3 separate regions of the Homo sapiens genome follow, and regions 1 and 3 are each linked to region 2. The links are chromatin contacts, found by Hi-C or POLR2A ChIA-PET in ENCODE. All regions are on one chromosome and are shown on one strand. Each heading gives the region's core, a stretch centred on a gene start or an enhancer-like site at or near the end of the contact. The rest is flanking DNA. Distances are from core to core; before and after follow the strand shown. Region 1 holds the start of MTMR1 (myotubularin related protein 1). Region 2 holds the start of VMA21 (vacuolar ATPase assembly factor VMA21). Region 3 holds the start of MTM1 (myotubularin 1).

Evidence for each region. Hi-C counts contacts between places; a loop is a spot of excess contacts on that map. ChIA-PET counts read pairs that join two places held with the same protein, here RNA polymerase II (POLR2A). Pooled maps may share reads with other maps.
Region 1: a loop to region 2 is called in a map of CD8-positive, alpha-beta T cell, with 8 times the contacts of the local background. The contact joins the promoter of MTMR1 here to the promoter of VMA21 in region 2. A Hi-C loop is called at or near these places in 4 of 168 maps with a recorded cell type or tissue (CD8-positive, alpha-beta T cell, ascending aorta and naive thymus-derived CD4-positive, alpha-beta T cell), 8 of 37 single-sample maps with no recorded cell type and 20 of 50 pooled maps. POLR2A ChIA-PET finds 5 or more read pairs at or near these places in 5 of 52 experiments (B cell, CD4-positive, alpha-beta memory T cell, GM12878 and 2 more).
Region 3: a loop to region 2 is called in a map of OCI-LY7, with 23 times the contacts of the local background. The contact joins the promoter of MTM1 here to the promoter of VMA21 in region 2. A Hi-C loop is called at or near these places in 3 of 168 maps with a recorded cell type or tissue (CD4-positive, alpha-beta memory T cell, CD8-positive, alpha-beta T cell and OCI-LY7), 8 of 37 single-sample maps with no recorded cell type and 17 of 50 pooled maps. POLR2A ChIA-PET finds 5 or more read pairs at or near these places in 2 of 52 experiments (OCI-LY7 and activated CD4-positive, alpha-beta T cell).

Annotation. Positions count from the first base shown.
Region 1 is chrX:150,690,913-150,695,813 of GRCh38, reverse strand. It overlaps MTMR1 (myotubularin related protein 1), which reads right to left and starts at 2,418. Exons shown (of 16, transcript NM_001306144.3): 1 at 2,138-2,418. The coding sequence starts at 2,283. RefSeq lists enhancers at 875-954, 975-1,074 and silencers at 1,968-2,107, 2,418-2,487.
Region 2 is chrX:151,394,959-151,399,341 of GRCh38, reverse strand. It overlaps VMA21 (vacuolar ATPase assembly factor VMA21), which reads right to left and starts at 2,136. Exons shown (of 3, transcript NM_001017980.4): 1 at 1,981-2,136. The coding sequence starts at 2,033. RefSeq lists enhancers at 1,586-1,645, 1,706-1,855 and a silencer at 2,136-2,295.
Region 3 is chrX:150,566,402-150,571,087 of GRCh38, reverse strand. It overlaps MTM1 (myotubularin 1), which reads right to left and starts at 2,467. Exons shown (of 15, transcript NM_000252.3): 1 at 2,426-2,467. RefSeq lists a silencer at 1,986-2,665 and an enhancer at 3,950-4,686.

The sequences.
Region 1 (4,901 bases), core at 1,169-3,668, 700 kb after region 2:
ACTCCACCTGCCTCATGAATTTAAGCCTCATCTATAAGCCCATGACTCCCCAGTTTGAATCTCCAGCCCAGACAACCCTGAACTCCAGGCTCAGATAGATCAACTATATCTTTGACATCTATTCTGGGACATATAATTGGCATCTCAAAATTGATATGTCCAGAGCGAAGAGCCTGCTATTTTCTAACCCTGCTCCACCTTAGAAAGACTTCTCCATCTCAGCAACACAATTTTCCCACAAGCTAAAATTTTGGAATTCTCCCAGATTCTTCTCTCATACCAACCAACCAATCTTCAGCAAACCCCATTGGCTCTACCCTGCAGGTCTTCAAATTACATGTAGTATCTGACCACTTCTCCCCTCCTCCGCTCCACTCTGGACCACCATCTCACTTGGCTTACTACAATAGCCTCCTACTGACAGTCTCTGCTTCAGCTCCTTCCCCTTTCACTCTATTGTCCACATAGCACCATGGAGAGCCTACTGAAATCTACAACAGATGATGTCACTCCTCTGCACAAAGTCCCCAGTGGCTCCCCATGGCCTCTGAGGCTCTCCACCATCTGGCTCTGTGACTTCTCTAACGTCATCCCTTACTTGTCTCTCCCTAGCTCCCTCCCTGCTAGTGACACCTAGTCTCCTCGCTGATCTAGGAACACTTGGCTCACATTCACCTCAGGGGCTTTGCACAGGCCTCTGACTAGAATACTATCACCCCCAGGTATCTGTATGGCTGGATCCCTCGCCTCTTTGGGGGCATTACTCAAATGTCAGCTTTCTCAGGCTTTCCCTGATCATCAAAATCTCTGAAGGAAACCAGAAGATGAGGCATATTTGGGGGTGACACATTCTGGTCTCCTTTGGCTTCTTAAATGATTCTGATGCATGCCCATCCTGAGTACTTCTGTGTTCGCCTCTACCACCTATCTCATTTATCACATTCGATTTCCACTGTTGGTTGGTTTGTATTCTCCACTAGATGGTAAGTCTAGCAAAATGGTAAGGCAGCAAAAGCCGTGTTGTGCTATTCTCTGAATCGCCCAGACCTCGTGTGTGGTTGAATATTTGCAGATGAGTGAAGTCCTCACCATTTCAAGTGCTGTCTTAGCTGTGACTGGTTTTCAGTGACACTAACCACTTGGGTGATTAATTTATTAAAATATATTGTAATTACACTGAGGTAGAAACAAAAGTGAAGGGAATGTTTCTTGTTTCTGTGCTTTTGGAAACTCCCAAAAGTTTGGCACAATGGGATGACCAAGACAGGCAGGAATGGGCATGTAAAACTGACTGAGCTACATTCCAACAGTGCATGCTGCCTGAGTGCACTCTGGTGTCAGGGAAATGGCCAAGTTGTGGGAAAACTGGATGTTCCGGGTTACACGATAGGCCATCTCTTGTCGTCGGAGGAGGCGGTGGCCCCTCCCAGTTCGACACGGTCACTTTATGTTTCTAACTGATTTCTCTTAGTTCTGCAGCTGCCTCAGAAGCAGTAGGCTTGCTTGTGTGTTCATGAAAACAATAAACTGGTTCCCTCAAAGTGTGAAGAACTGAAAGTAAATGGTTCTGTTTTCTTGCCTCCTGAGCAGTTTGGACGTTTTCCATCTCAGATTTTTGCCTCGATCTGCACCAGCTCCCACGCCCGCGGGGTCCCATCTCCCCGTCCTCACTCCCAACCCCCCATCAAAGACCCTAAGCAGCCACAGCAGAATTGGGGTCTTAAAACCACACGAGGCAAGGTGATGCTAGAAGAGGAGAGCCCGGGTGGGATCTCCCTCCCAAGAGGATTGGTGGCCTGGGCAGGGACAGCCAAGCGATCGCCAAGGGCAGCAGGTGGCGGCGCCGGAAGTGGTTTGACAGCTGCGAAGCCCCTCCCGGGGTTCCAGGAGCTGGGGCTCTCGGGGCGGAAGTGAGCCAGGTGCGCGGCCCGCAGCAGGTCCGAGGGCAGCAGTCCCCGGATGGGGCGCTGAGGTTTCCGGGGGTGGGGGGGAGGAGGGCCCAGAGGGGATGAAGAGGGGCCGCCCACCCCGCCACCGCCAGGCCCTGCGCAGCGCGCGGGGAGGGGGCGGGCTGGCCTCGCGCGGGGCCCTCGGGAGTCGGGGCGCGGGAGGCCGGGGCAGCCCGGGCCCCGCTTACCTGTCCAGGGTCTCCACGCTGGGCTGCCGGGAGCCGGCGGTGGCGCCCCCCGCGGCCCGAGGAGGCCTCCTGCCGCCCGCCGGCCCCGGGTTCGGGCCCCCGCCGCCCTCGCAGCCCGCCGCCGCCGCCGCCGCCGGCCTGTCCATGGCGCGCCGAGTCCTGCCGCCTTGGGGAAGCCGCCGTCGGGACGGGAGCGGCGGCCGGGAAGGTTTCGCTGCTTGCCTCCTGCCGCCCGCTCTATACCGCCCGCCCGCCTCAGGCGGCCGCCGCCATTAGCTGTCACCTGGCGGCCCCGCGTTACCCACAAGGCCGCGCGCGCGGGGGTCGGGGGGCGGGAGCGGGGGCGGGGAGGGCGGCGCGCGGGGCCGGCGCCGGGAACCCCCACCTCGCCCAGCCCCACCTGGGCGCTCGCCCACGGAGCCTTACAGCGGGGATCTGGGACCTCCTGCTCCAGCGACCTGGGTGCGTACAGAGCCACTGGGGTTCGGAATCCCCAAACGGATTATGCGTAGCGTGCTTCACTCTATAGTCACACCGGGTTGACTGCAGAGACGTGGGGTGTAAAAAGAAGTTTGAAGACATTCAAGTATCAAAAATGATTTCCCACCTCAGTTGTCCTTCCCGGAAAAGGTATAGAACAGCTCAAGCTCCCTCGGTCTTGACATCTTGAAGCAGGAGCAATTCCGTGCATTTTAGCAATTCCTCCCCACCCCATTCTTCCCTCCACTCTCCCCCTCCATACGCACCCCGCCGCCCCGCCACAAACCCACCCCCTTGCCATCTGTAGGGCAACCAAGTGTTCTGATGCCGCCCTCGGAGCTTCCGCCCATGGTTTATGTTAAGAGTAACATTTAACTTCTGTTGATTAAAAAATCACTGCTATGAACATCAAGCCAATATCTTGGTGAGGCATTTAGGACATTTGCTTTCTGGGCTAGATTTATTTCCTTGCTCATTTTGTTTGGGTTCGAATATCCAACAGCTCATCCCCTCTCACCTCACCCCTGATTAAGTTGGGAGTGGGTGTGTGGCTCGTGATTAAGCCTCTTTGCCTGTGATTGCTCTGGGTGTAGACAGGAGGCCTGCGACCCAGGTCTGGAAAAGAAGATATAAAGGGAACAATTTGCTCACTGTTAAAAGGCAGATCTGCAGACAGGGAGTTACTCATGCCCATCCCAGACCCATCCTGCCCCACCAGCTTAATAACTTCAAACTGAACTTTGAGGATATGATGCCTGAAGCCCCGACAGCCATCTTACGCACAAGAGGAGGTGAGCCTGGGGTAAGAAGATGACAGAGTGAGGAGGGCTAGGAGGAAGGAAAGGAAGATCCCCAGACAATAATAGCTCCTATCTCACACTGGAGAATCACCGACTGCAGGTTGCTGGCTTTCTAAAATTATTAAATCAAATGGTTAACCCACTGTTATGGACTGAATGTTTTCATCCCCCTGAAGTCCATATGTTGAAGCCCTAATTCCCTGTGTGATGGTATTTGGAGATGGGGTCTTTGAGAGGCAATTAGGTCATGAGGGCCAAGCTCTAGTCTGATGGAACTGGTGCTTTTTAAGAAGGGTCACCAGAGAGCTTGATCTCATGCACTCACATGCACACACTGAGAAAAGGCCGTGTGAGTACACAGCAAGAAGGTGGCCATCTGCAAGCCAGGAACAGAGCCCTTACTAGGTCCCTGCTGGACACTTAATCTTGGACTTTCCAGCCTCCAGAGTTGTGAGAAAATTTCTGTTGTTTAAGCCACCCAGTCTATGGTATTTTGTTTTGGCAGCCTAAGCACACTAAGACACCCACTTTTAGTTGGGTATTTTGTTACAAGTAGCTGCAAGCATCTTAGCTGTGCTGAGAATTGTCAGAAAGAAAACAGTGCAACTTTAAGCATATTTTAAGTACCATATTCTTTAAGAAACATTAGGCCAAAGAGGAATTCACTGTGACACTGTCATACTTCCAATTCAGTTAAGTACACTTAGGATTTAGAGGACAGAGATGAATCTGACATATCCCTGCCTAAGATGTTCACAATCCAGTGAAGGGGACAGACAAATTAACAATGACATTACAAGTTGGCAAGTGCTATAATGGGGACAATTGCACAGGATGTGGAACACCTACCCCAATCCATAGGAGAAGAGGAGGTCAGGAAAACTTCCCCAAAAAGGTGACATAAAACTGAATCTTTAAAGATGAGTAAATCCTTGATGAGGCAAAGGAGTCAAGTTATTCCAGGCAGAAGGCACAGTTATGGGCAAAGGTGTGGATTAGTAGGTATATTAATCTGTTTTGCTTTGCTGTAAAGGAATACCAGAGACCTGGTAATTTATAAAGAAAAGAAGTTTATTTTGGCTCACAGTTCTGCAGACCGTACAAGAAGCATTGTGCTGGCATCTGCTTCTGGTAAGGGCCTCAGCAAGCTTACAATCATGGTGGAAGGCGAAGAGGAAACAGGCATGTCAAATGGTGAGAGAAGGAGCAAGTGAAAGGTGAGGGAGGCACCAGACTCTTTCAAACGACCAGCTCTTGCATGAACTCATAGAACGAGGATTCACTCATTACCACGGGGAGGGCACAAAGCCTTTCCTGAGGGGTCCACCTTCAGGATGTTCACAATCCAGTTTGCAACCCAGACACCCCTTACTCAGCCCCAACTCCAACATTAGGGCTCACATTTCAACATGAGATTTGGACGGCACAAACATCCAAACTCTATCTGTAGGTTAAATAGCTTATTATGTGCAAGAGAATGCCAA
Region 2 (4,383 bases), core at 887-3,386:
TAAAAATGTTTTAAAGTAAACAAAATCACCTATAATCCCACCACCCAAATATAACCTTTCTACATATTAATTTCTAGCCCCCACACAATCTATACACAGCATACCTTAATAATTTATGGCTAATTCCTTCTCACTTCTCTCTTTACCTCAAACTTCAAAAATGTGACTACTTTTCTGTGTTGTGACCTCACTAATATGGGACTAAGCATTAAGTCAAAGTGTACATACAAACTTTTGAAAACTAGCAAACTTCCTCTACTGTTTATAGGACATTTTCTCCCTGGATTCCAGCCACAAGAGCTGTTGGTTTTGCTGATGCAAGCCACCTTGGGTAAAATCAGTGGCTTATCCAAGACAAAGCAACTGATGCTATTCAATTGATTTATCCTATGTATCTTTGGGTGTTACTGAGCAGAGATTTGTTAGAAGTGAGGAATGAGAAAGGCTGGAATTAAAGTTGTCCTCACACAAAGGAAAAAGTTCAGGATGAACCTTAATCTGCCTCCATTTATAACACCACCTAGTTTTCCCACTTCATACAAACTTCTGCAGCCAACATTGAGCAGACAGAGCCTACCACATTCCCTTTTGTAGCAAGTAAGACAACAGGAATTCTTTCTCCCACAGTCAAGATTTCACTGCAAATTCCATTAGGAAACCAGAATCAGTCTAGAAGGACTATGCTGTAAGTGTATCTAATAAAAATATGTTGGTATTCTCATAAATGAATAATTAAAAAAAAACCCACATTGAGGCTGGATAAAGAAAATGCGGTACATATACACCATGGAACACTATGCAGCCATAAAAAAGAATGAGATCATGTCCTTTGCAGCAACATGACTGGAGCTGGAAGCCATTATTCTAAGCAAATTAAGACAGGAAAAGAAAACCAAATACTGCACGTTCTCATAAGTGGGAACTAAACAACAAGAACAGATGGACACTAGGAGAGGAACAACAGACAGTGCGGTCTACTTGAGGGTGGAGGCTGGGAGGAGGGAGAGAATCAGAAAAAACGCCTATCGGGTACTATGCTTATTACCTGGGTGACAAAATTACCTGTACGCCAAGCCCCCGTGACATGCAGTTTACCTATATAACAAACCTGCGCATGTACTCATGAACCTAAAATAAAAGTTAAAAAAAAAAAAAAAAAACTCACAATGACCCTGTCGGAAAGAGAAGGCATCACAGAGCTCCAAAGATCGTGGGCTTTGGAGTCAGTGAGCTTGGTCAAACGTTAGCTTCAATTACATACTAACTTTGTCGCCTAATTCTGTAATCACTCACCCTCAGTTTCAAGTCACTTACCCTCAACTGCATCCTCTTCAAAATTGGGAAATCAAGCAGTTAGAGAAATTAAGAATTCTGACAATGTATGTAAAGCACGTGCACTGAGCCTGGCATACAGTAGGTCTTAACGAATGATAGCTAACTCCCTCACCACTCCCTTGCCTACTGGGGTGGGCCAGAACCACCTGCTCTCTCATACATTCCTTCAACTCAGTCACCAGCCTCTATCTTACTGATTCCCCAAGTGAAGCAATCTCACACCAGGGGACTATTCCCTTCTACTCCTTCATTCATACAGCAAACATTTATTAAGCCCCGACTATGCAGGCCCCCTAGGGAACACGGAGATGAAGGAGACTGCATTCCTGTCCTCAGAAGGCTGACCCTGCGGTAATGAAAGAGACTGCAATATAGACACAGCGAGAGAAAGTGCTAGGATAGGAGCATGAGCTGAAGGCCCACTGACCTATTCCCCATGACCCCGGATCCCTTGTTCCCGAGCGAAAGTTCGGGGCCGGGAGTTTAGACGTCTCAGGCTCCAACCTGCTTTCCCCGCCCCCTTCCCTGAGGCCAGGTCCCCGGGGTCCAGACCTCACGCCCACCCATTCAGCTAGGGCCTTCCCTCAAGCCCTGCTCCAGGCTGGGGCCAGTCCGCCTCGCGGTCCAGGCCCCGCTCAGGGCTACCTGAACTCAGGAGGCTGCAGTGCGTTCAGCGCCGCCTTATCCGGGCGCTCCATGGTGTAGCCGTGCCGGCACAGGCGCTCGGCGGCGGAGCTGGGCTCGGCGGCCGCGCTCAGTAAGCTCCGCGAGGGAACGGCCGAGGCGGTTCGCACCGGAAGTAGCGGTTCGCGCCGGAAGTGCCCGTTCGCGCCGGAAGTGCCCGTTCGCGCCGGGCGGCGGGCCACAGTACGCAGGCGCGGCGCGGCGCGGCGCGCCGCAGCGACGCAGGGCTGTTGCCGGCGCGGGGGCGGGCGCTCACATGACTTACCGGCGGTGGCTCCGCGGCGTGCGCCCTGCCAGGAGGGGCCTGTGCTCGAGGAGCAGGCCTGGCGAGTAGCCCAGCCACTCCACGTTGAGCCGGGACTTGCCGCGCAACATGGTCCTCCTGGGCGGGCGGCGGCTACGCCGCCCCCTGAACTCGCGTGAACACTGGTCCTCGTCTGCGTCTCGGTCGCTGAGCTGGGGGCCGCAAGGAGACCCGAGCATATGAGCCGCGAAGAGGGACTACCAGCCAGAGGGCTGTGGTGCTAGGCAACTGAGCGTATTCCGCCGACGACAACACAAAAAAGCAGTGCGCATTATTTCGCCACTACTTGAGCAAATAAATGCCTCATTAATTACTGCCCGCAGTGGTAGGAAGTCAAGCCCTTGGCAGCTGGGAGGAGTTAAAACACTCACCCGAGTCCGTAAAACTAGAGAATGTCAGAGTTCAAAGAGCTCTTGCTGAGAATGACTGTTCCAGACTCGATGCCAGTGACCCCCAACTTCCACTTAAAAGTTAAAAACATATTTTGCAGCTGCTCAGAAAGCCGCCAATGAGACAACAGGGACTCAAATAGTAAGAACAGATGGGCCTCCCGGGCCTGCGCAACCCGAGAGAGGTAAAAACGAAAGGGTGGGTAAGTCTGGAGTCAGGCTTGACAAAATTAAGTTGCCACTGGCTGCTAATAAGAGGACAGCCCTTAACATGGTCAGCGCCTGGAAAGGGCCGCTGACCACACAGCTATTTTCTGCACCACATGGATACAAAGACCACATCTGAAATCATGACTAAACCAGCAGCTTAGAGTGGTGGAAAGGGCAATGGACTGGGCAGCAGGAAGTCCAGGTTTTAGTTCAAACTGAATAATCCCCCTCTAGGGCTGACTGTGCTGGCTCACGCCTGTAATCTCAACACTTTGGGAAGCTGAGGCAGGAGGATTGCGTGAGGCCAGTAGTTCCAGAGCAGCTTGGGCAGCATAGCAAGACTCCGTCTCTAAAAAACAAACTGTAAAATATTTAATAAAAATAATAGTAATCTCTATCTGGGCCTCATCTAGACCTTTAGGTGAGTAAGAACCACCTAATGTAAGAACTTGGGGTACAAAGAGAATCTAGCTCTGGGGTAGGCAAACTGAGCCAGCCGACCTAATACATGGAGCCTACCACCTGTTTTTCTACAGCCCTGAGGTAAGAATGGTTTTTCCTTTTTAAATTGTTGAAAACGTCAAAAGAATAACATGACACGTGAAATTTATATGAAATTCAAATTTCAGCGTCTATTGATAAAATTTTATTGGAGCTCAGCCATTCTCATTTGTTTGTATTATCTACAACAGCAATGTTGAGTAGTTGTGACAGAGACGGTATGATCTGCAACGCCCAAAATGATCTGCAATGCCCAAAATTCTTACCATCTGACCCTTTTACAGAAGAGTTTGCTGACCCCTGCTCTAGCTAATCAGCCTGCAGTGAGGTCCTTCAATCCCTAGGGACCCATAAATGTAGTAATGGTGGTTCTGAAGGCAGTTTTTAATATTTTTAAAAACCTAATGAATCTATTTACTGTTAGGCATCCAAAGCTACTTAAAATATCACCGTTCTTTGATTTTTGACACTTACTATATCATGATGAGGTTATCCTAGTTATCCCATAAGAAAAGACTGTTCACAGATTATTATGAAAATAAGCCACAGTATACTTAATAGAATAAATCTTTTAAAACATAGAATGAACACAAGTGGGGGAACGGAATTGTGACTTATTGTTCCCCAATACCTAGAGTAGGGCCTGGTATATAGTAGGAACTAATAAATATTTGTTAAATAAATAAATTGGGTCCACAAAAGGAAAAAGAGCAAAATAGTTCTTGATGGTGAAAAAATTGGGAACCAGCTTGGCGTGGTGGCACATGCCTGTAATCCCAGCTACTCAGGAGGCTGAGGCAGAAAATCGCTTGAACTCAGGAGGCGGAGGTTGCAGTGAGCCAAGATCGTGCCACTGCACTGCACTCCAGCCTGGGTGACAGAGTAAGACTCTGTCCACCCCCCCCCAAAAAAACTGGGAACCACTGTTGTTGTAGTTTGCCGGAGCTGCCATAACAAATG
Region 3 (4,686 bases), core at 1,218-3,717, 830 kb after region 2:
TTTGGAGCCCTCAATAAGAGCAAGAACCATGTGTTTTCAGTGGTTTCTAAGTAACTACATTTTGTTAATCTGCCTCTCATTTTGGAACAAAAAATATTAAAGTATTTTTTGTAACTTTAATTATTTTTCAGACCTGTAAAAGTTTAAAATTTTGCTTTGAAGCCATTGAACATACAGAATATGAGAGAACTTAGAAGGTATTAAACAGATGAACTTTTACAGTCAACTCTCATTAATGCCATTTTATTAGCGAGCACTCTTGTTCCTAAGAATGAGTGCTTCTTTTCTCTTGAGCTATTTCAAAATGAACTAGTTTCTTTACAAACCACACAAGGACTGATGATCATTTCAGATAAGAGGTTCACAGTACAAACCATTGCACAGGAAGAGAAACCCTTGTGCAAGGTAGCCTGAGAGTCCAGCAGACACCGGCATGAAATCAACAACCAATATTGACCTCAGCAGAGCTTTCTGTAGCTACAGTCAGCTATCTAACTATGAAAACAGCAAAGGATTTGAAAAATACCTCTCTAGGTATTTGAAATCACTTACTGTTTGCATGTCGGGGTGGGGGGAAATGTGAGTAAAAATGAGGCTGGGATGAGCTTACCATCTAAAAGACACTCATTGGAGAAATGATGACTCCAAAAAATCTCTTTGATTCAGAGATTTACTTTTGGATTTATTTCCTTTACTGGAGCAGCAGCTGGCAATCTAAAACTAGAAATTCAAAGTAATGCCCAAGTCATTCTCAATCATGCCAGCCTGTTTCACTGTCATTGTAAGGTTTCAGAGCTCTATTTTTTCTCATAGCGCTCATCTCTGCCAGAAAATATATCATTGTTTATTTTTTTATTGTGTGCCTCCCCACATATAAACTCTATAAGGCAGGGACCTCAGCAGTGGGGCTCTTTGCTGTCTTCCCAGTGCCCACCGTTGGCATTCTTGTGTTTGATGAATGAATGAAACCATCGACAACTTAATAAATGTAGTTAGAACTTTAAGTTAAAGAGACCAATCATTTACTAACTACACTAGAATCTACAAGCCCCCCGTGAATGTTATCCACCCTCAAGCACCCGGGAGGGTACTATACACTGGTGCTGCAGGCAGCACCACTGGTTCAAATCTCCCCCATGGTGTGGAATCTCTGAAAAGTAGATTTGATTTTGTGAAGCAGCCAAAAGCCATTCAGAATCAAATCTGGTGAATACATGATCGTGCCCAATATATATGTTGGATGAAGGCAAACGTGTCTGCAAAGTAACAGGCCTGATTGTCTTATTTGGTTGGTAAACCGATTTTGAAGGAAATTCAAAATGGTTTGCAGTCTAGCAAAATTGCTGGCTCAGTCTCAAGACTCTAAGGTGCTTATTTCACAAGGAATAATACTGAGCTGTGGTAAAAAGAATCCAGACTAGACAGACACCAAGATACCCCCAAAGAGCTGGCTTGTGATATTAGCTTTGCCATTAAGTTGCCCTGAAGCCCGGGACATATTAGTTACCCTCTCTGGGCCTCAGTTCCCCCATCCAGGAAACAAATGAACAATGTAAACTTCAGGATGCCAGTCAATTCTAAAATGCTATAATTTTATTCTTGTGAAGATCTGGTGTATCTGTTTCAAAACCAGTCGCAACCCACTTCGCCTCAAACGATGCGTGCGTCTATAAAGCTCTAATATAATTTTTGCAGCAGATTCACTTCTTACTTGCTTAGGCAAATACTAAAATTAGTTTTCACTTCCTGAGCGCAGCAAAAGACAGTTAAGGGAGGCAACCCGGCCACGGGCGCTTGCTCGTGCCTGTACATACTTCCGACTGCGTATCAGGGAACTAACCGTTCCCTCTAAGATCTTCCCTCAACTGTTGCAAAAGCAGATAAACCTCTCGTGTATGACACAGAAACACTGGCCGAGAGCGGCCATCGAGGCTTCGCGGCCAGTGCCGGGCTGCGGCCGCTCCGCAGGGCCCACCGGGGATGCGACGGACGCCCGCTCCGTGCGGAGGGCCAAGGCGAGGACCAGCCGCGGAGCGTCGCCGGGGAGGCAGGGCGGACGCCCGGCCCACTCACCGCCCCGGGACGGGGAAGCAAAGTCCAGGCAGTGGCTGAGACGTCCGCCCCCAGCTCCACGGCCAGCCAACCCCTACCCCCGTCCCGACCTTCGCCCGCCGCCGGCCGGCCACCTTGGGCGGGGAGAACGGGAGGAAGCCGGAGGTACCTGCCTGCTGCTCCCTGGCCTCAGCCCTGCCCCGCGGGGACAGCGACGGCGCTTGGACGAAACCCCCACCCAACCCTGACGGTGCGGCAAGGCCCCGCGCGACCCGCTGGCCCAAGGAGTCCCAACTTCCTCCTCCCGATCCCCTCACCACGGGTCCCCGCAGTGCCCGGCTCCGAGCCAGGCCAGCCGTGAGCGCGCACCCACCTCGGGCTCCGGGCGCCACCGCCGTTGCCAGGCTGCTCGGCTGCCGGGCCCTGCTCCGCCCCCTCTGGGGTCCGCCCCCCACGGCCTGCCCGCCCCCGGCCACCGCCCGCTGCCCGCCTCCCCGTGCCGGTTGGCGGGACTGCATCACGTGACGGGGCAGGGGGCAGGAAGAGTGCGCCGGGTCGACCTGGGGAGCAGCTCCGAAGGGCGGGGCTCTTCGCCCGAGAGGCTGCTGGGAAGCCCATTTTGAAGGGTCCGACGCATGGAGGCAGCTGGGAATTGTAGTTCGCAATATGGTGCTGGGGATGGGCGGGGCCAAGATGCCAGGGGCCATCCCTGTAAGGGAAGTTGGACTGGGCGCCGGGCGGAGGCGGCTGGGAAGCGTAGTCCCGGGACCCTTGTCTGGGTCTCCCCATTTTTCTTCAGTAAAGGGGAAATCCAGAGGGAAAACTTCTCTATACAAGACTTTAGCGGATGCCACTAAATTGAGCTATTATTGGGTACACAGGGTTGGCTGCGTAAAGTTGAGATAGTATAAGGGAAAAAGAAATTTCACTGACTCTGGGGCAGGATCTGCAATTCACAAACTCAACTAACAGCTGGGGTGTCCCTCAGCTGTGCCAGCACCTTTCCAAGAACGCAATTGAGACTTAGTGAACGGAAACATTTCAGTCCAAAATTCCTTCTACTTGTTGAGGTTTGGGTCAGACAACTATTGATACAGTAAAAAGAAAGGGACAGGAAAAAGAGAAGAAAGGCAAACTTCAAGAAGAGAATTCATTGTGTAATCAAATAAAACAAACAATCTGGGCCGGGCGCGGTGGCTCACGCCTGTAATCCTAGCACTTTGGGAGGCCAACGCAGGCGGATCACCTGAGGTCAGGAGTTCGAGACCAGCCTGGACGACATGGTGAAACCTCGTCTCTACTAAAAATACAAAAATTATCCAGGCGTGGTGGCAGGTGTCTGTAATACCAGCTGCTCGGGAAGCTGAGGCAAGAGAATCGCTTGAACCCGGGAGGGAGAGGTTGCAGTGAGCTGAGATGGCACCACTGCACTCCAGCCTGTGTGACAAAGCGAGACTGCGTGTCAAAAAAATTAAAAAAAGAAAAGACAACCTGGCACATAGAAAAATGAGCATAATATTCTTTGTACTGCATAATACTTATACGCGAGCAGTTCGAGTAAATAGGATGACTTTATCATGACCTGTTTTTTTTCTCTTGTATGTGTTAGTTCTCCAGCATCTAAAAACAGCATTTTACCTGATACCAGTGTATATGTGTACGTGTGTTTCTACATAGTCACACACATATACACATATATTCATATATCATTTATATATGCATATATATATGCTTTATTGAAGAGTCTAGACTTCTTAGAAGAGTAACAAAGCCATCCAGAATCCAACCCAACCCACTCTTTAGCCACTTCTCCCAGTGTGCCTCTTTTTGCTCTTCACCCCAAGCTCTGGCCTAGTTCCAGGGAACTTGATGCACTGGGTTTTTTCTTTCCTCCAGCCCTTTCCACTTGGTCCTCTCTCCTGGATTTGCCAAACTCCTGGAAAGACAGCAGAATAGCAGCTGCTCCTGGGCCCCCGCACAATTAGAAGTCTCCCCCACCCAGCCCTTCTTGTTGTACTGATGTCATCATTTGCTTACACGTCTGCTCTGCCAACTCCCCTCCCCAGACTATGAACTCCTTTGAATCTCATTCACTTTTGTGCTGAATTTCAAAGCACGCTCAGTAAATTTGCATGCTAGAGAGGCTCCCTGGTGGGCTGCTGAATAACTCTGGATTCCTGGTATCTGTGAATCTTAGGGCAGAGGGATAGAGGAAAATGGGGATGGGTGGAGGGAGGGCAGCAGCTGCCTGGGATACCTTGCATATAATAGGCCTGGTTAAGTGTCCCAAGATGAGGCCAAAGCTTTTCGATGGAGCTGGGAGGAGCTGGGGGTTAGGAGGTGGGGAAGGTGCAGAGCAGGGATGGTCTCATCCTAAGGAGGTAATTCCTGAAGATTTTTCCAGGGTCCAGCCCCAGCCCAGCCCCACCTCTAGAAAGATGCAATTCAACCAGAAAGGGCCAGTAGAGAAGATTAGCCTTTGGCCTGTGAAATGGAGAGAGTAACCCCTGCCGTGCCTGTCTCACGGTGTAGGTGCAGAGATCGAATGAGGCAACAGATGAGGAAGCACTTTGAAAACTGTAAAGGTTGTACACTATGGGCTGGGCGCGGTGGCTCAGGCCTGTGATCCCAGCA